Regions from separate parts of the Homo sapiens genome. Here region 1 is linked to region 2. Evidence: chromatin loops called from intact Hi-C (ENCODE). Cell type or tissue: GM12878. All regions are shown on one strand. Each heading gives the region's core, and the rest is flanking DNA. Links, peaks and the distances in the headings are about the cores only. Region 1 overlaps LOC124901766 (a long non-coding RNA gene). Region 2 has its middle 88 kb from the start of C7orf33.

Evidence for each region. Peaks named below come from ENCODE experiments on the same cell type or tissue, not always from the same donor. Only the 100,000 strongest peaks of a DNase experiment are listed, where the experiment ranks them.
Region 1: a loop joins it to region 2, with 2.4 times the contacts of the local background. A loop is called at or near these places in 13 of 110 quality-filtered maps.

What each region holds. Positions count from the first base shown.
Region 1 is chr7:148,559,041-148,569,359 of GRCh38, reverse strand. LOC124901766 (a long non-coding RNA gene) reads left to right here. Exons shown (of 3, transcript XR_007060577.1): 2 at 1,082-1,260. Among named protein-coding and RNA genes, the nearest start is that of C7orf33, 27 kb to the left of the region's middle. RefSeq lists enhancers at 1,233-2,041, 4,827-4,966. In GM12878, for the core only: no CTCF peak of the experiment used is centred there; a DNase peak (open chromatin) is centred at 4,589; H3K4me3 peaks cover 1,013 bases; H3K27ac peaks cover 581 bases.
Region 2 is chr7:148,497,818-148,508,136 of GRCh38, reverse strand. No RefSeq gene overlaps it. Among named protein-coding and RNA genes, the nearest start is that of C7orf33, 88 kb to the left of the region's middle. RefSeq lists a silencer at 5,791-5,840 and enhancers at 6,006-6,300, 5,720-6,422. In GM12878, for the core only: a CTCF peak has its summit at 4,050 (motif pointing left); DNase peaks (open chromatin) are centred at 956 and 6,226; H3K27ac peaks cover 1,800 bases.

The DNA of each region.
Region 1 (10,319 bases), core at 1,198-9,197, 61 kb before region 2:
AAGAGAGATTAATTTTGATTTTGATCAAAGCTGTTTTTCTGTATTTATTTATTGACATTTTTCTTCTTTAATCTGTTAGTGTTTATATGAATTAATTTTGCAATGTTAAATCAACCTTCAATTCCTGGGATAAACCCAGTTTGATTTTTATATATTTATGTATTTTATCTTTTCTCATTTTATTTTGAGACAGAGTTTTGTTCTGTTGCCCGAGCTGGAGTGCAGTGGTATGATCACAGCTCACTGCAGCCTTGAACTCTGGGGCTCAATTGATCTTCCCACCTCAGCCTCCCGAGTAGCTGGGACTACAGTCATGAGCCACCGTGCCTGGCCATATTTACATATTTTTAATATATTAATGAATTCAGTCTAATTTTGTTTTTCAGGATTTTTGTATCTATGTTCAAGAATGAAATTGGCATCAAACTTTCCTTTCTTGCACTATCTTCACTGAGTTTTATGTTGAGGTTATGCTAGTGTCATAAAAAATTATTTAGAGTTGGGGATTGTGTCCCCTTCCTCATTTATAAATCTCTAGAAGAGTTTGTGTAATACCACAAATATTCTTTCTTGACAATTTGTTAGAACTCATGGTTGCCACGAGTTGGGTGCCCAGCTAATTTTTGTATTTTTAGTAGAGGTGGGGTTTTGCCATGTTGGCCAGCTTGGTCTCGAACTTCTGACCTCAAGTGATCCGCTCACCTTGGCCTCCCAAAGTGCTGAGATTAGAGGCATGAGCAACCACACCCAGCCTTGGGAATTTCATTAGACATTATTATTACCAATTTACATAGTATTACTTAATCAATGTTCATGGACAATCAGCTACAGATGATCTGTTTCTTTGTTCTTTATGCCTTCATACTCTTCAGACCAGCTGTCTTGAGTCACTTTCTCTCTGCCTGAGTACATCCTTTAGTAATTCACTTAGAGTCTGAAAAAAGACAAATGCTGATAGTTGGGTTTATTAGGATCCACCACCTGAGATGGGAATGGAATAAGAACCTTGAGTTCTAGAAGGGGCACTATTTTACTCTACTCAAAGTTGAAATCACGGTCTCTACACTTTGCATTTTCCCAGTGTCTGAGGCGCATGGCCCCGGGAGAGGAGGAGAATGGGACGGTGGTTCAGATCTGCTGATGTAGCTGTGGTCAGTCACTGGGGAGAATAGGCCTGTGGATTTCTGCTCCTCTGAGATGGATCCATCACTGACTACTGAACTTGTTTTCTCATTGGCTCAACTTAAGAAGGTTCTAGAGGTGAGAAAAGAGTTCACAAATCCATTGGTCTGAATGAGGTGAATTTCTGAGATATGCTTTTATTTTGGAGAACAGTATACACATTTAACTTCTATTTTCAGTGTAGAAAAAATGTCTATCATGGTTTTTGTCACTCTTATTAAACACAGAAAGGGTAAAATGCAGTTATGGTTATAGGTTCTCAGTTATGCCTGAAAAAAAACTGAAGTAAAATTTAATTTATTAAAAATGATCAGGAAATCTTCCCACTACCATGTAGGATCAAGGACGTGAAACAACCAAAACCAAAGAGCAGCTGGAGACCACTTGCCAGTGATTAGCACGAGGTAAGCTGCAAAGAACTTTGAATTAGGTCAGTCTAAATAATAGGGCGTTTTTCAAGTCCTTGCCTTGGGAAGATCAGGAACACGGTGAATAATTGGGATTACCTTTGTCTCACTAAGAGCCAAACCCCAGGTGTTGTAAGGCTACAAAGCTATCTCATTGTCTTCCTGTATCATCCAACGCTGAGATCCTCTGTGACATTTTAAATTGCTTATGTAGCAAAGCAAATGGAGTACAGTATTCAAACATAGTTTTGTGTTTGTAGAGAACATAAGAAGCTGAAAATATGAATGGATTCAAAGTGCATGTAGAAAAAAATGTGTCTGCTATCTTTGTGATTTGTTGCTAAGGAAATGTTTCATAGAGTATTAGTACTGGACGAGCCCAAAGAAATAATAATATGAAGCCATGTGATATTTGGGATCCACTTACACTAAAAATTATTGTTTATTACATTTACATTATATTATTTGTTCTTTATCTGAAATCCGAATTTACCAGAGCGTCTTTTGTTTTTATTTGCTAAACCTGGCACCCCTATTGAAAATCCTGCTCCCCAGGCTTCAGCAATATCTCACTATGTAGAAAAAGTTAGGTTAAAGTTGAATTGTCTGCTATTTTAGAATGTCTAAATATATTCAGAAGGCAAACTATTGGAAGATTTTTTTTAAGCTCATTTTATATTCAAAACTTAGAAATAAGGCTCAAGGAGGAAGGCGTGTCCTTCCAATGTCATTTTGGAGCATTGTTGAATAGGTCTATCTGAAGATTATTTAAATATTTAGGGCAATGTTCTTGTTTGTCCCGCGATCTATTAATGATTAAAGGGCCGAGGTCTGTGAAGTTACATGTTATCGTGAGGTATTTGTCTGGCAGTGATGCAAATCAATTCTGTCTGGTAGAAAAGATAACCTAAAAGGTTATAATTACTGCTTTAGTGCGTTGCAGGATATTAACTTGTTTTGTATAACCTAGGGCTCTTATGCTAACATTTTTTTCATTTTTTTAAAAATAAAATCTTTAAAACTTTAAAGCAGTTTTTTTTTTTTTTTTTTGTAAATCTAAAACAGTTTTAGATTTACAAAATTTGTGAAGATAATACATGACAGAGCAGGAGTATTGCCATCTTGGACAAGCACTGTCATTTTAAGTTCACGTTGATCAAAAACTGCCTAAATCCAAAGGGGATCAGCCTATGACTGTAAACCACAAATGACATCTCTGACCAGAAACATTCCAAATCCCTCCCTGACCAGAGATGTGCCAGCCCTGAGACAACCTTCCCACTGGCCAGAAAGATGTCAGCCCCAAAGATAACCTCCCCTCCACCCAGAGGCATTCCAACCCTGCCATAAACTTCTCCCCTACACGAACATATTCCAAGCTTGTGATAAACCCCCTCACCCTAAAACCAATATATACTCTTAGTCTGTAAGAGAGGGTGCTCCTGACTGAAATTGGCCAGAAGCCCCTCTCAGGTTTTTTTCCACAAAAATAAACCTATCTTTGACTGTTAAGCACGTTTCATGTTTCTTTCCTTTTTCTTTAACTCTTATGGTACAGAGGGTTGCTACTTGCCTCATCCCCACTTTTTCCTATTATTAAGCTTATGTTAATATGGTGCATTTGTCACAACTGACGAACATTGATATATTATTATTAACTAAAGCCCATACTTTATTCAGATTTCCTAATGTCCTTTCTCTGTTCCAAGATCCCATCCAAGTTACTGCATTATAAATAGTAGTCACTGCCTGGGTGCAGTGGCTTACACCTGTAATCCCAGCACTTTGGGAGGTCAAGATGGGCGGAACACCTAAGGTCAAGAGTTTGAGACCAGCCTGGCCAACATGGTGAAACCCTGTCTTTACTAAAAATACAAAAAATTAGCTGGATGTGGTGGTACATGCCTGTAATCCCCACTACTTCGGAGGCTGAGGCAGGAGAATTACTTGAACCTGGAAGGTGGAGGTTGCACTGAGCTGAGATCATGCCACTGCACTCTAACCTGGGTGGCAAGCGAGCTCTGTCTAAAAAAAAAAAAAAAAAAATAGTAGTCACTAACATTCTTTTCTCAAATACCTATAAATATCCATTTCCTCAAATGTTCCTTGAGCCAGTTTTGCCATCTTGCTAGTTCTCTTATTAATGGGTAGAAAAAAAATTTTTTGACATGCATTCATTCTCTACCTTATACATAAATTACATTTTTAACCTTTTGAAAAGTTAACTTTGGTGCCTTCTTATAAGAAAGGGAGGCATGAGGCCTATGGTTATGCATCGTGACTCTATTGTGACTTTTCCAGCATAATCCAGGCTGCAGGAGAAAGACAGCGTTGTGGAGTGAAATCCAGTTTCTCTTTCTTGCAGAAAAATGCAGCTGACCAGGTTGTAGTCAAGAACTAAGCTCACCTAACTGAATAGGAATGTCTGATTGTCAAAAGTCAATAACAACAGATGATTTAAGTCTTCTTAATGTCTTCACATACATTCTAGATGTATACAAAACCATTCTATTTATGATAAAAAATATGTAATTAAAAATTATATCTCAAAAAGCTTTCTAGGAACATTTTCAAGGCTCAGGTTTTCAAACCATGAAGCACCAGTAATTAGGAGGAAGAGTTAAAGGTTTATTTTAAAACTGCAGGGGAAACCAGAGTGATAACAATCTATGATTAATCTGTGATTAATAACGGTTGAAAATTTGTTAGAAGGTACCTGAACATATTTTGACATTTGTATTTCTTTAATGTTTTCTGTAAAGGAAATGTTGTTTATTATTGGTAAAGCAAAATTTGTTTCTGTTAATTTTGGACTGCTAATTTTTTTCTAAAAAATATAATTGAATGCCATTATGGCCTCTCCCGTACTGTTATCCACCTCTGAGAAAGCTTAACAATTTAGATCATGAAGTCCATAGGAAGAGAATATTGTTCCATTGTTGGCAACCATCAGCATTTCATAAATAGCTCCAAAACTGAAACTGCCTTTGCAAAATTATGACTCAGACAGTGAAAGAGATCTAACTTAATCGACTTCCTCTTGCTTCTAACCTCCAAGCTGTCCTTGTTTGTTCCTGGGCAAAGGCTGAACTAACTTTAGGAGAAACTTAGTTTGTAGTTTAAGACAAAGATGATAACAGCCCTTTCCCAAAGCAGATCTCCTTCTTGCCTGGGGACTAGATTGCCTTTGTAGAACTAACATTAGCCACAAGATTAGAAATTATGGTTTAGGAGTCATGCAGCTGGAGACTACAAGATTCTGACCCTCCCTAAGCTGCTCCTAAGATCAGTGCTTGAGATATTCTGCAGACCCGGCACTTGATGGATCAGCTGGCACCACCAAGATTGGTAAACTGACTCATCTGATCTTGTGGCCCCACCTGGAAACTGACTCAGCACAAGAAGAGAGCTTCGACTCCCTGTGATTTCATCCCTGGCCAATCAGCACTCCTGGCTCACTGGCTTCCTCCCACCCACCAAGTTGTCCTTAAAAACTCTGCTCCCCGAATGCTTGGGGAGACTGATTTGTCTTTTCTGACTGTGTTTTTTGCTTTTTAACATGCCTCGTAATTTTTTTGATGATACCCAGTTATGATGTATCAGGTACAAGGAACTGAGGTAGGAACTGGGACTTTCAGTTTTATGAAACTCTGGCTAGAAAGTGGCTGTTTGCTGTTTGCTTCTAGTTGGACATGTCAGAGGTTAAAATAATCTCTGATACTCTTATTTTTGTCTCTCCTATTGTCTTTGGGTTTCCTCTGGGACTTTTTCCTAAATAGGGTCTGAGGCTTGTAATTCTTTCAGCTGTAATCTCCTGCTGATGTGATGGGAAGGTGTCGGGGAGGGGAGGTGTTCTATCCCTTTAGGATTAGGCCTTGGCCTTTTAGTGAGCCTGTGCCCCCGGGTTGTCTTCTCAGCACCCCTTTGCCCTCCCTCTCCCCTTCAGGCAAGACAGGAAGGTGAGATGGGGCTGGAGTTGGGTATTTCCCTTCCCTCAGGTTGATTAGACTCTGGTAAAACCCAAAGGGGCTGGGCTCTGGTAAGGTAGTTTTCCTTGAGGGCAGGGTTTTGTTAAGGAGAACAGAATCTCTTGGGCATACAGTTGATTCTTGCTTAGGGGCACTGACACCCCCCTTCCCCCTGCACAGTCAAAAATTCAAGCATAAGTTTTGACTCCTCCACAACTTAACTACTAATAGCTTACTGTTGACTGGAAGCCTGAAGGATAACATAAACAGTTGATTAACAAATATTTTGTACATTATATGTATTATATGCTATATTCTTACAATAAAGTAAGATAGAGATGATAAAATATTAAGAAAATCACTGCTGGGTACAGTGGCTGACACCTGTGATCCCAGCACTTTGGGGGGCCAAGGCAGGTAGATTGCTAGATCCCAGGAGTTCAAGACCAGCTTGGGCAACATGGTGAAACCCTATCTCTGCAAAAAATACAAAAATTAGCTGTATGTGATGGTGTGTGCCTGTAGTCTCAGCTACTCAGGAGGCTGAGGCAGGAGGATTGATTGAGGCTGGGAGGTCAAGGCTGCAGTGAGCTGTGATCAGTGCCACTGTACTCCAGCCTGGGCAATAGAGAAAGACCCTGTCTCAAAAAAAAAATAATAATAATAGAAAGAAAACTGGGAGTGGATCATCATAAAAGTCTTCATCCTCTAAGTCTTCATGTTTAGCAGACCGAGGAGGGGGAACAGAATGGTGATATGGTTTGTGTCCCCACCCAAATCTCATCTCAAACTGTAATCCTCAGATGTTGGAGGAGGGGCCTGGTGGGAAGTGACTGGATCATGGGGGCAGATTTCCCCCTTGCTGTTCTCAGGATAGTGAGTGACTTCTCCTGAGATCTGGTGGTTTTTAAAGTGTGTCACTTCTCCCCTCACTCTTGGGAGATGTGCTTGCTTCCCCTTCACCTTCCGCCATGACTAAGTTTCCTAAGGCCTTCCAGCCATGCTTCTGTACAGCCTGCGCAACTGTGAGTCAATTAAACCTCTCTTCTTCATAAATTACCCAGTCTCAGGTAGTTCTTTATAACAGTATGAGAACGGGATAATAGAGAAGGGATGGTCTTACTGTCTCAGGGGTGGTAAAGGAGGAAGAAAATCTGTATATAAGTGGACCCTTGCAGTTCAAACCTGTGTTGTTCAAGGTCAACTGTATTTCAAATAGTTACTTTTTCCCCTCACCTGACTGAAGTGTGAGGGACTTTTCCCTGATCTTCACTAGAGAAACTCCTGGAAGTGAAACTCATGAAAATGTCCTCCCCACCCCAAGACTGAGTCTCCAGAGTTTTAACTCTCCTGCAAGTTCATGCTGAGTCTCCAGAAGTTTATCAACTGCAGTTCAAGTGCTCCTACCAGCACTGGCTCCAGCCTAGGGCTCCTGCTTCTGGACTTCTGTTCCTGCTAAGCTGTGATTATTGGTATCCTCTTCTTTTTCTAGCTTCTGGACCAGCAGCTTGCCCCGTGACGTCTGTTCTCTGATGAATGTAAGAGGGGTTGTTGGTTTTCATTTTGTTCAGCTTTTATCTTGTTTTGAGAATGGTGGTGGTGACTTCCAAGCCCTTATATGTGGAAGAAAGTAGGAAGCCCTTGTGGTTCTGTTAGCTCTACTGTCCTGGAAATCTGTGAAATGGATCGTGGGTCCTTCACACTTCGCAGCCCGAATGTTTGAATGGCTTCTTTCTTTGTAATGACATGTAAAATATGATATGAATGATACAAATTAACTTTTGTTCCCTCTGTTTTTTGGAACATTAGAAACAACCCCAAAGGCCATGATGCAAATGGCAAAACAGCTTATAGGAAATCACACACAATTTGTATGTGGCAGGTCCAGGATTCAAACCTGGTCAGTCTGACTCCAGAGTCCAGGCAGTTAATCAGAAAGTGTCCAGTCTCCTAAATATAGCTCAACTACCTTATCTTTTAGTTAGAGCTGGGAATATACATGTAGTGTTATCTTGCTCTGTTGTTGGTGATAATTTTGATCACTTGGTTAAGGTGGTTCTACCAGATTTCTCTAGTCATTGTTTTTTGAAATATTTATTCCCATATTTTATTATATATGTAGATGTATATATATACAGATACATATATATATATATATATTTTTCCTTCTGGCCCTCCTATTAAGATTCTATTGCTTCTACTTCTGCATCTTTAGTTCTTTCTTTGTAGTTTAAAGCTCTATTTTTCTCTGTTGCTTTATCAAATTATTAAAAATGTCTTCATCTGATCGTCCAATTTACTAATTTGTTCTTCAGTAGTAAGCATCCAACTATTTATCACATCTATTGTTTTTGTTACTTAAAATATTATTTTTATACATAAATTTCTAGTTGATTCTGTTTTCCTTGCTTCTTATTTTTGTATCATATTAGTAATATCATCACTTACAGGGCTAGCACACTGTACAACTCAAAGGTAGCATTCTCCAGGAATGCAGTGTGACTGGTGCCTCAGGAGTTGTGCAATGAGGTAGCTCTGAGTCCCTGATATCCTTAAGCATTTTTATCATGCTTATTTAAATTTCTTGGTCTACCTTTAGATGAAACATGTTGTTTCATCTGTTGTCTTTCTTTTATTGTTATACTTAGGGAAGTAGTTACTTTGGCTGAGGGTTTTTTTTTTTTCTTCCTTTGGAATTATCAACTACTCTTTCAGGTAATATATGTGGCTCTAGTCTGTATCAAGATATGTCATAATACAGTAGGAGTGTGGAGAGAAAGGGACTGGAAGGGTGATTTCCTCCTGTTTGGACACTACAGTATGAACATCACCATGGCCTAAGCTGTCCTCACCAATGTCTGTAGCGAAGGGTTAGACATGATGGTCCCAAGGCATTTAGAGAGAGAGGCAAGAATGGAACATGGAAAGCTGTTCTCCAACCTGTCCTCCCACTGTCTCTTCCAATGCACTCTGCCTCCTCAGACCTCTCTCATACACATTGATTCAAGACTAAGTTCAGTGTTTTCTCTTATTTTTTTTTTCCTTCTGTAGCACATGTTTCTATAATTTCTCCAGGGTTAATTTTGGGGGAGAGAGCCAGCACTTAGCTAAATATATCTAAGTTTGCCATCTTAGCGGGATAGAAACTAACTCATATATCTAGTTCAAGAAACCATTTGATAAGTTCCTAAGAAATTTATGTATAACATAAATAAAATGGACACAAATACTAAGATTTTTGTAGGCAGAATTTCAAAGATGTGCCCTCAAGATTTCTGTCCCCTTGTTATTCAATCAAACCCTAATCTAGGCACTGGTACGAAGGGGCTTTGCTGATGTAGTTAAGGTTACTAATCAGTTGACTTTACAATAGTGAGATTATCCTGGATTATTCAGGCTGGCCAAATGTCAGTGCATGAGCCCTTAAAAGCAGAAGAGGAAGGAGGAAGAGTAGGTTAGAGAGATACAGCAGGAAGAAGAGGTGAAGGGAGATTAGGTTAGAGAGATACGAAACATGAGAAAGACATGACCTACCAACATTGGCTTTGAAGATGGGTGAAGGGGGCTGTGAGCTAGGGAACCTGGTGGTCTTTTGAATGACTGGGAGCATGACTTCCAGCCAACAGCCAGCAAGGAAATGGAGACCTCAGTCCTACAATCACAAGGAACTGAATTCGACCAACAACCTGAATGAGCTTGAAACAGATTTATTTCCAGAGCCTCCAGATAAAAGCCCCTCTGGCTGACACCTTGGCTTTAGCTTTGTAATACCTGAAGCAGGAAAACCAGCTGAATTTACCCAGATTTCTGACCTACAGAATTGTGAGATAATACATTTATATTTTAAGCTGCTAAATTTGTGATAATTTGTTATAGCAGCTATAGAAAAGCAAAACAAAGATTTACATGTAATGGAGTGCCTTGGCTGAAATCTTACTTTGATATTTTTGAAACCTCCAGGTGAGTTGGAAAAAAAACCCCACAACCTAATGAAAAATGGTGTAATAGTGCAACAGGGCTTGCTCATCCCTGCCTCTCCCAGCACAAACAGAGGTGGCAGGCAGTCACAAAGATAGCTCAACAAAGATGAATGCACAATTAAGAATAACCAAACTTTGAGATGAGCCCCATGATAAAAGAGAAAAAACAAATTCAGCCAATATAGTCTTATCCCTAAAAAAGCAAAATTAATGAAGCAATCAGAATAGGACTTTTGATATATCTCATATAGCCAGAGAGGTAAGAGAAAGTATTGTGTTATGAAAATAGTATCAAGCGATTATGAAACAAGGACATTTCAGTAAGGAAAATATAGTCAGTTCTGCTATAAAGTGACATACGCACTCCTAAAAATCAAAGTACTATGTAAAATCGTGTAACAAAAACCACCAGGCCTATGGGGAAGAAGGGAATAGGGCACAACACTAAAAATGTTGACCCTTAAAAATGCTCCTATCTAAAAAAAGTTAGAACCCCAAGAAAAAAATGGTGACACAGTTTTACACATGCTAACTTGTTAAGAAATATATAAATACCACAACAAATATGGCACATTACTTTAAAAAAGACCTAAAGGTTGTGTGTAGAAGTGGGCATTGGAAAGGGTGTGAGTGGTGGAAGGAGGGTTATTTGAATTAGGATGGAAAGTTGTAACACCAGCTGTGGAAGGATGTGGCTCATAACACATGTGGTATACTAAGGTAGCTGGTTGATGTTTGAGAGAGCTGTGTGCACATGAATTTTGTGTATTACTATGTAGGTC
Region 2 (10,319 bases), core at 861-8,860:
GTTATAGAGATTCAGAAGAAATTAATGATTACCAGAGGTTGGGGCGGGGGCGGAGGGAGGTGGCTATGGCTACAAAAGCACCTGGGATCCTCCCGACTGAAATATGTCTTGACTGTGGTAGTGGTTACATGAATCTACGCAGGTGATAAAATCGCAGAGAATTAAATATACACACAGAGAAGAGTGTTAGTAAAACTGGTGAAATCTGAATAAGATCCATGGGTTGTATTCATATCAGTTTCCTGGTTGTGCTTTTGTACTATAGTGATGCAGATGATACCATTGAGGGAAACCCAGTGAAGGCTATATGGAATCGGAGCCTATAGTTATTTCAAAAGTTAAAAAAGTTCAATATCTACTCATGATTAAAAAACAAAAACTAGAGTAAAACTCTTAGCCTTCCTGGATTTTAGGAGAAATTCTTTATTATGATGAAAGGCATTGACAAAAACAAACAAAAAGACAGCAAACTTCATAGTTACTGACGTAACGTTAAAAGTATCTCCTTTAAAATCAGGATCAAGATAGGGTATTCACGGCTGGGCATGGTGGCTCATGCCTGCAATCCCAGCACTTTGGGAGGCTGGGGTGGGCGGATCACTTGAGGTCAGGAGTTTGAGACCAGCCAACATGGTGAAACCCCGTCTCTACTAAAAATTCCAAATTAGCCGGGCATGGTGGCATGTGCCTGTAAGCCCAGTTACTTGGGAGGCTGAGGCAGGAGAATTGCTTGAACTCAGAAGGCAGAGGTTGCAGTGAGCTGAGATCGCACCACTGCATTCCAGCCTGGGCGACAGAGCGAAACTCAGTCTCAAAAAGAAAAAAAAGGGTATTTACATCATCACTGTACCGAGGGGCCTACCAAGCCCAGTAAAACAGAAAGATGAAATGAAACATGTAAGAGTCAAAAAGGAAGTAACAGAACTGTCATTATGAGCAATTGATATCATTGTCTAGGCAGAAAATTTAAGAATCTTTATAGGCTAATGTTTTGCATAGGGGAATTTAATGGGTTGTTTCAGAAAAATCTCTCCTTGTTTCTTCCTTCTGCCAACTTGATTCATAACCAGCTTGCAGGTGTAAGAGTGCCACTAGTCATAAAGCCTCACTAAAAAAAAGAAACTCCTAAAATAGGAAATTAAATGAAACAAAGATCACGACCTCATCCTTTGAAGCCCCTTAGCATCTCCATCAAAAATTTCATCTGCCTCCTTATCTCCCTCTAAGTAAGTGTGGACTAGTATTTAAGACACAAAATGATCTATTTAACTTTATGATTTTTAATATTAATTATTAGATGTGATGATATTCACTGTGTTTTGTTTTTTTTTTTGAGATGGAGTTTCACTCTTGTTGCCAGGCTGGAGTGCAATGGCGTGATCTCGGCTCACCACAATCTCCGCCTCCCAGGTTCAAGCGATTCTCCTGCCTCAGCCTCCCAAGTAGCTGGGATTACAGGCGTGCGTCACCACATCCGGCTAATTTTTTGTATTTTTAGTAGAGATGGGGTTTCTCCATGTTGGTCAGGCTGGTCTCGAACTCCCGACCTCAGGTGATCCGCCTGCCTCGGCCTCCCAAAGTGCTGGGGTTACAGGCGTGAGCCACCGCGCCAGGCCGATATTCACTATGATTTAGAAATTCACTTGTATGCAATTTTATCTGTATGACGGTCATACAAACTATTGTAGATTGATGTGCCTGAGAACTTAGCCTCCATTTATGGCATTGTTTCTTTGGGAAAACACATTTTGAGTGACAAACAGTCCTTTGGAATGCAGCCTATTTGTAGGTCAGAGACCTTGGTGAAGGCAGAAGTTAGAGTCCCAGTCTGTGTCTCTGTCTCTGAGACAGAGAATGTGACCTTATTTGGATACAGTTTTTGCAAATGCAATTCAATTAAGGTTCTCGAGATGAGATCATCCTGGATTATAAGGGTGGGTCTTCAATCCAATGACAATTATCATAGGAGACACAACGAGAAGAGACACAGAAGGTCATGTGAAGATGGAGGCAGAGATTAGAGTGATGCTGCCCAGGTCCAGGAATGCCTGGAGCCACCAGAAGCCAGAAGAGGCAAGGAAGTGCAGCCTCCCCTAGTAGCTTTGAAGGGGCTGTGGCCCTGCCAACATCCTGATTGCAGACTTCTGATCTCCAGAATTGTGAGAGAATGAATTTCTGTGGATTCAAGTCAGCACATTTGTGGTAATTTGTTTCTGCAGACCTGGGAAACGAAGACAGTGTATTCTGTGAGCTCCTCACGTAGGAAAAGTGAGTGCTGCCAACTTCCACAGCCTTGATTCTGTTACCAGAGCCTTGATAGACGGACGTGTGCCAGGTATTGAGCTAAGAGTTGCACATGTCTTCTCAATTGATCTGGATAGCAAACCTGTGTTCCACTTGGAAATACAGTAACTGGGGTTTTGAGAGATTCTACACTTGCATGCACAAAGACATATAAGCAATCATAGCTGGGCACAGTGGCTCACGCCTGTAATCCCAGCACTTCGGGAGGCTGAGGTGAGTGGATCACCGGAGGTCAGGAGTTCAAGACCAGCCTGGCCAACATTCTAAAAATACAAAAAGTAGCCAGGTGTGGTGACGGGCACCTGTAATCCCAGCTATTCAGGAAGCTGAGGCAGGACAATCGCTTGAACCCAGGAGGCAGAGGTTGCAGTGAGCCGAGATTGTACCACTGCACTCCAGCCTGGGCAACAGAGCGAGACTCCGTCTCAAAAAAAAAAAAAAAAAAGACACACAGGTAATCATACTAACTACTACGGCTCACTGAATGTCTACTGTGGGCCAGATGTTGTGCTAAACTCTTTTAAAGTATGCTTATCTAAGTCTGCAGCAACTGTCTGAGGTAGTGCTATTCATTCATTCCTGGCACAGATATTTATACGTGCCTGCTGTATGCTGGCCCTGTCCTGGATGCTGGGCCACAGCAGTGAACCAGATGGAGGGTAAGCCCTCCCTCATGGCACTTGCATTTTTGTATGCTGAAATGTTCAATAAACAAACAAATGAATCAAAATTATGTCTGGTGGCATTAAGAGCTATTGAGAAAAACAAATCAGGGAAGGAAGAAAGATAAAATGTAGGAGTCATGGCTTGAAGACCGAGAGTGGTGAGAACTGTCTCTATTTCACAGACGAAGAGTCTGAGACTCTGAGAGGTGAAGTGACTTTCCCAAAGTGACACAGATGTAACAGCTATAAAGAATGATCTGACAACTGTTGAATGTGGGAGGTGCTTTAAAGTCATTATTCCCAACCATTACTGTAACTCTGCCAAGTGAATGATATATGCATATTATATATATTTTATACTTACATATATTTCAGCTTCACTGACGTATAATTGACGAATAACAATTTTATATATTCTAAAGTGTACAATGTGATGATTTGATAGATATTGTAAAATGATTACAATCAAATTAGCATATTTATCACCTCACGTAGTTACCATATATACATTTCATCAAATAGGTTATAAATATAGGCGAGGACCCTGCGGCTCAGAAAGGTGAAGTGACCTGGCCAAACCCAGGTGACTTGCCCAAACCCAGGTTTCCATGCACATGCCCCTTCTACCACCATAAACCAATGCCTGCCGGCTGCCGCCTCATGGCAAAAACCTGACCCGAGGATGAGCCGGGTGCTGTAGGTTCCCAGGTGGTCAATTTCTATGACAGAGCCTGTCAGTTGCAACTGTAGAAATATCAGAAGGCTCCCTCTCTCCTATCCAAAGAGATTGATAGTTAAGGCTCAGCTGGAAGCACAGAGATAACCTATTTCCTTTTCTCTATAAATCCTCCCAGTCTTACTAATTTTTATTGATTGTTAGGGTGTAAGGGTTGGGAGTAGATGGGGGTTATATTTTTATCCTTTTTATTCCCTAAGCAATCAGTTACTATCACAAACAATTTCTTGATTACATTTGATGCTAGTATTTGATTTTGAACCTATTTTTAAAAATGTTCTGTTGATGGTAATTTATTTGTTCAATATTTTGTCTGTGCCTCAAACTGTGAGAATGTGCCATCTAGTGGCTTAATGCTGACATTACTTTTTCCTTGTAATTCAATGTTTGGTAGCGGAATTTCAGAATGTTTCTCTTTATTTAGAAACAATATTGTCAATCGGAGTTGTACAAAGAAGTAAACCTTTGATATTAAAAAATACAGTTTTGAACAGGAATTCTACATGCACAGGAAACTAGGTTGTAGAATTAACAATTGAAGAATAAATTTCCAGGTGTTATTGAGCCTCTACTGATGAAATTGCCCATGCTTTTCTGAAAATATTTACATAATGTGTGAGATTAAATGGAACAGAGAGATTAAATGGAAGAGTGAGATTAAATGGAACAGAGAGGAAGGTTGTCTTCATGTGCTGGTGGTCACAGGTCTTCGTGTGATACAGTGGGTTCCAGAGCTAGACCACCTGGACTTGGCCTTGGGCAGGTTATTAAAATCTCCGTGCCTCAGTTTCCTCATTTGTCACGGAAGTCTTGTGAGGATAAAGTGAGACAACAGAAGCAAAGTGTTCATTTTAGCACAAAGCCTGACACACCTCAAATGCCAGTATAGGTTTCCTCTTAGGATTCTGTCCCCATATAGTGCCTACTGTTTTCTCTGTCTATTGTCTCTGATGCTAATTCTATGTTCTATAGTGACGTCAACTATGAGGCCTCGGCTCTTGAAGGGCCCCGTGGAGGTGCTGGGCCTGGGTGCTGTCCGCTGGCTCACGTAGGCAGGTCTATTGCTCCACTGAAGGTGCTCCTGGCATCTAGAATATTGGGAGTCAGAATACTGGGAGTACGTCGTAGCATCTGATATAGCCAGAGCCTGTGATGGGTTACAGCCTCCAAGGTAGATATGTTGAACTCTGACCAACATTTCTGTGTCACATTCTGTCATATTGGGCCTAAGTGGTGCTACTTTATGTTTCTACTGTCTTGCTAATGAGCTACCAGAACCTGGAAAAGGCAAGGAGGATCTTCCCCAAGAAGCTTTGAAAGGAGCATGGCTCTGCCAACACCTTGATTTCAGACCTCTGGCCTCCTGAACTCTGAGAGAACAAATTTCTGTTGTTTTAAGCCACCCAGTTTGTGCTAATTTGTTACGACAGTGCTAGGAAATTGATACAGGAGGTTACTAGGGTTAAACAAATTACTTTGTAGAGGGTCCTTAAAACTGTTCTTTGCACAAATTAGAAACAGGCATATGTCAGCTGTTACTTCTTTGGGGGCAATGTAGCATAGCGGGTAACTGCATGGGCAGTTGTCACTGACAGACCAGGCTCTGCTGGAGCCTGCGGAGACCTGGCTCTGTAACTTACCAGTTGTGTGACTTTGGGGGAAGTTCTGCAACTTCTGAAGGTCACGGTTTCCTTAAGAATAAAACAGGGTAATAATAGTTGCTGTCTCCTAGGTTAATTGTAAAGATAGAGATAAAAAATGCAAGCACTTCACACACACTTGGCATTAGAATGTGAGCCCCTGATGTGGTTGGGTCAAGCACGTGCAACTGGCCTGTCCCCTTTCAGGATGGCTCACTCCCTGAGGCCACCTGGGTTCCTTATGTAATAAGGCCCTCTAGCTCCCATCCTATGGGTCCTCAAAACAAGCATGAATCCTGGGTGAGCACAGTTCAGACCAAAACCAGGAACCTCATGGTATTGTTATAGGAGTTATTAAGAAATTATTTTAGGCGGTTAGAGAGGAAAAGGGGTCCTTGGAAAATTTCTGTCTTTTTTTTTTTTTTTTTTTTTTTTTGAGACGGAGTCTAGCACTGTCCCCTGGGCTAGAATGCAATCTCAGCTCACTGCAACCTCCTCCGCCTCCTGGGTTCAAGCGATTCTCCTGCCTCAGCCTCCCGAGTAGCTGGAATTACAGGCCCCTGCCAGTAAACATGGGGTTTCACTGTGTTAGCCAGGATGGTCTCGATCTCCTGATCTCATGATCCGCCTGCCTCGGCCTCCCAAAGTGCTGGAATTACAGGCATGAGCCACCGCGTCTGTCTCTTTTAAAGTAGCTCCAGAAAAGTTTCTTGTCTAGCAGGAAAGCCCCGGCTCTTAGAGCCTGGCTAGCAACCTTTGATATGCAAATGCAAGCCATTAGAAACTGGGTCCATCCTAACATGGGGATTCCCCCCTTGTCCTCTTTCCCTGCCCCTCCATATGTGTCTGGCAGCATGGCCGCCCCCACATATCCCCACGTGTGTAGAACATCATGGCACCCTGCATTTGCATATTAAAAGATTAGGGTGAGAAGGCCGGTTTTTTTGCGGCCACGTGAATGACATGCCTGGTCAAACCAATCCTCTGAGTCCTGTGCAAATCAGACACCGCCTCCAGCCTCCTCACAGAACTGGTTGGTATCCGCGGCACTCAAGATAGTGTTTCCTATCTTGGCTTTGGAGCCCCCTCCCTCTGTCTGTGTAGGGGGAGCTGCTTCTTTCTTCTCTCTTCTGTCTTGCCTGTTAAACTCTCCATTCCTTAAAACCACTCCACGTGTGTCTGTGTCGTTTTATCTAAACCGGTGCAAGGACCAAGAACCCTGGTGTTCCTCCACTTATCTGAGCCGTGTCAGTGTAAACAAAGTGCATTTGCGTTTAAGAATTATAGGTCATTAAAAAGTTTCAGGTGTTACCATCCACATTGCAGATTGCTCCGGGAAATGCTTTGCTGGGAGCCGGGCGGGGGAACTGAGTTGTAGCCCCAGCTCCGCAACTAACCTGCTGCCTGGCATCAGGGCTCACTCATGTCACCTGTGAAATGATGCCGTTGGACAAGATCCCCTCTGAGATCTCTTTACACTCGAATATCCCCAGCTCTAGGAGGACGCAAAGGTTCCAGCTTTCAAGCCAGGACTCTAAAGTTGGTGCTGAAGGCAATCTCGGCTGCCTTCAAATCTTTTCTGTGTCCAAACTCCAGGTAGCAGCTGGCAACAAACTTGCTAATTATCTACCTGTGTATTTAACGATGCTTGTTGAGTTGCAGCCTTGAGGTTGCTCCAAGTAGCAGACCAGGCAAGTCCACGAAGGAATGATTCTGTTGTGAACAAGAACAAGATCTCTTTGAATGTCGTCCCCAGTGGCTCGCCTGGAGGCAGGTGAGAACCAGGTGCCCTCTGGGTTTCAAGAAATAAAACGTGAGTTGAACACATGGAGGAGGCATTGTAGGGGGTGGCTCAAGCATCAGCCCCCATGCTCTGGGGTGTAGTAGAATGAGTTAAAATATTTGTCGGGGGCTTTTAGTGCTGGCTCTGCTCCTGTGCTAGTTTGGGAAGTAACTTATCTTTGAGCCTCAGCTCCTCATGTGTTTAATGGAACTCAAATGCCCTCCTATATTGGGTAGGATTATTTTGGCTTCATGAAACAGAAAAACTGACTCAAACTGGTTAACAAAGAAACGTAGTCTGTCCTGTAGGCGAGATTTCATATAGCAGTGACCTCACATCCAACCATGACAGTCTCCACAGTTGTCTTTCATTGCATCTTTCTTAGGATCCAGGTATCCTAAGAGGTACCCTAAGAGGTATCCGAGTGGTATAAGGAATCTTTTTCAGCAGAGTTTTCCTGGAGGAGAAGGGATTTGAGTAATCAGCATTCACTTCTGGGCAGGGAGTGGAGTCTGTGTCCACTGCTGCTCTCAGCTGTGTAGAGTTGTGGACAAATGGCCAGAAATCCGGGGAGAAGGCGGACTGATGTGGGATGGGCTGCCTGACAGTGTGGAGCTGAGAATTAGATGATGGATGTGAACAATTTTCCCTGTGAATTTTAAAGCATCGGGTATTTCTTTTTCATGACAGGAGTTTGGATTAGATTATATCTAATGTTCCTTCTAACTCTGTATTTTTATGAATTTTCAAATAAGAGCCATTTTCACTGGTCTGATGATTTTTATAGCTGGTTCAGGAATGCTGTTGGATAACAGAATGCTGGCTAGTCACTTGCTTGGGGCACCAATACAGCAGCAGTAAAAATAACAATAACGAAAACCACCATTACCACCATCAAAAAACCCATTCACAACCCAGATGAGAAACTTCTAGGGGAAAGCCTTTAAAACAATTTTGGCATTCCTGTGTGCTGTGTGTCATTTTGCAAAACAATATTTTTTTGTGGCTTAGTCTTATTTTTATTTTAAATCCATATAGGGGTATCATGATGTTTTCATGCTCAGGGGTGTTGATCCATACCTTTTCAAAACTGGAAAATGTTACAGCTATTTATCAATGAAATGAGAGGTTTTTAAAATTTACTTTTTCTATATAATAATCATGTAATTTTTGGCCAGGCACTGTGGCTCATGCCTGTAATCCCAGCACTTTGGGAGGCTGAGGCGGGTGGATCACCTGAGGTCAGGAGTTCAAGACCAGCCTAGCCAATGTGGTGAAACCCCGTCTCTACTAAAAATAGAAAACTTAGTTGAGTATGGTGGTGGGTGCCTGTTATCCCAGCTACTCAGGAAGCTGAGGCGGGAGAGTCGCTTGAACCCAGTAGGTGGAGGTTGCAGTAAGCCAAGATTGCACCACTGCACTCCAGCCTGTGCGACAGAGCGAGACTCCGTCTCAAAATAATAATAATAATAATAATCACATAATTTTTTCTACATTTTGAAATGTGAGGATAAAAAATTGTAACTCTGAAAGGGGAACTGTCTTCTACCAGGCAGTAATGTCATTAGTAGAGAGGCAGATAGCCTTGCCTTTGGTCCTAATATTCCTATTAATGATTTCGATATAGATGCAGAAGAAATGACTGTCAAGTGTGGGCTTATGAGACAAAAGTGGGAAGACAGACCTAATATATAGAAGAAAGTCTTAATCCAAATGATTTCAATAGGCTATCATGCTGAACTGAAACCAATAAAGTGAATTTCAGTAGAAATAAATAGTTTAGCACTTAAATTTTACTTAATAAAGGAAAGAGAAAAAAAAATCGGGTATTTTAGCTTATCTCAGGTCCACCCTGAGTTAGCAGCTGGAGAAGGCCGCACCAGTCACAGTCAGCATTAATCAGAGTGGAGAGTCCAGATTCTGTATTTGGTACCACTCAGGTAACACCTGGCTGCTGTATTTTAAGAAGGGCAAACTGAAGTAATTAAGTAATAAAATAGTTATGATTGTCCCCAACATAAGCAAACTAATCTACTAAGTCCTCAATATATGTTATCTCTGATTTTCAGAGAGTCCTGGAAAAATAGACACTATTGTTCACATTTTACAGAAAAGGAAAATTAACCAGAGAGATCATCACACACTCTCTTCCTACCCTCCCAACTCCTTGACCAAGGTAGGAAGTTTAGTTCAAGCTTATGTGCTATTTTTATTAAGCTTGGGATGTCACCTGAAGGGCATAGGGCTTGGAACAAATTCTTTCATCATACTGTAGGGCAGCGGTCCCCCATCTTTTTGGCTGGCACCAGGGACCAGTTTCATGGAAGACAGTTTTCTCACAGACAAGGGAGTGGGGGTTGGTTTTGGCATGAAATTGCTCCACCTCAGATCATCAGGCATTAGTTAGATTCTCATAAGGAGCATGCACAGTTCCCTCGAATGCACAGTTCACAATAGGGTTTGTACTCCTATGAGAACCTAATGCTGTCGCTGATCTGAGAGGAGGCGGAGCTCAGGTGGTAATGCTCTCTTGTACCCCATTCACCTCCTGCTATGCAGCCCAGTTTCTAACAGACCATGGTCCTGGGGATTGGGAACCCCTGGTGTAGGGGATCAGAATATGTCACCCCAAAATATACCACTCTGGCCTAAGGATTGTTTTGAGCTGAAGACAATTGTGGAAGAGCAGATGCCAAAAAAAGCATTCTCTGCCTCCCCCTGCCTGGTAAAAGTAGGCTTAGACTTATTTGCTTCAAGACAGCGCGAAGGAATCTATACAACAAACATTCCTAAAATAACCTGCATCTTCTGTTAGCTTCCTCTGTACATTTACCTTCCCATAGTGTGCGGTCCCTAAAAGCCTAAACCCCTTAGTGTTGTCATTTCTCTACAAATTTACTGTTCTTTGTTAAGATGCTATAGAACCTTAAGTTCTAATCATCCCTTCCAGTTATTGGTCACTACCTTTCTCCTGCATGGATACATGCTGTGTATATGAATACACTGTACTTCCTTCTGGTTAGTCTATCTTTTGCCAGTTTAATTTCAAGAGCCCCAGCTGGAGAACCTAGAAGTACAGAGAAAAAAGTTTTCCTCCTCTACAATGTGTTTACTGGAAGGGTGAAATGTACAACACCTGAATCAGCAAGAGATGAGAAGGCCTGGTCCCCACCCTCCGTCATTCCACGGAG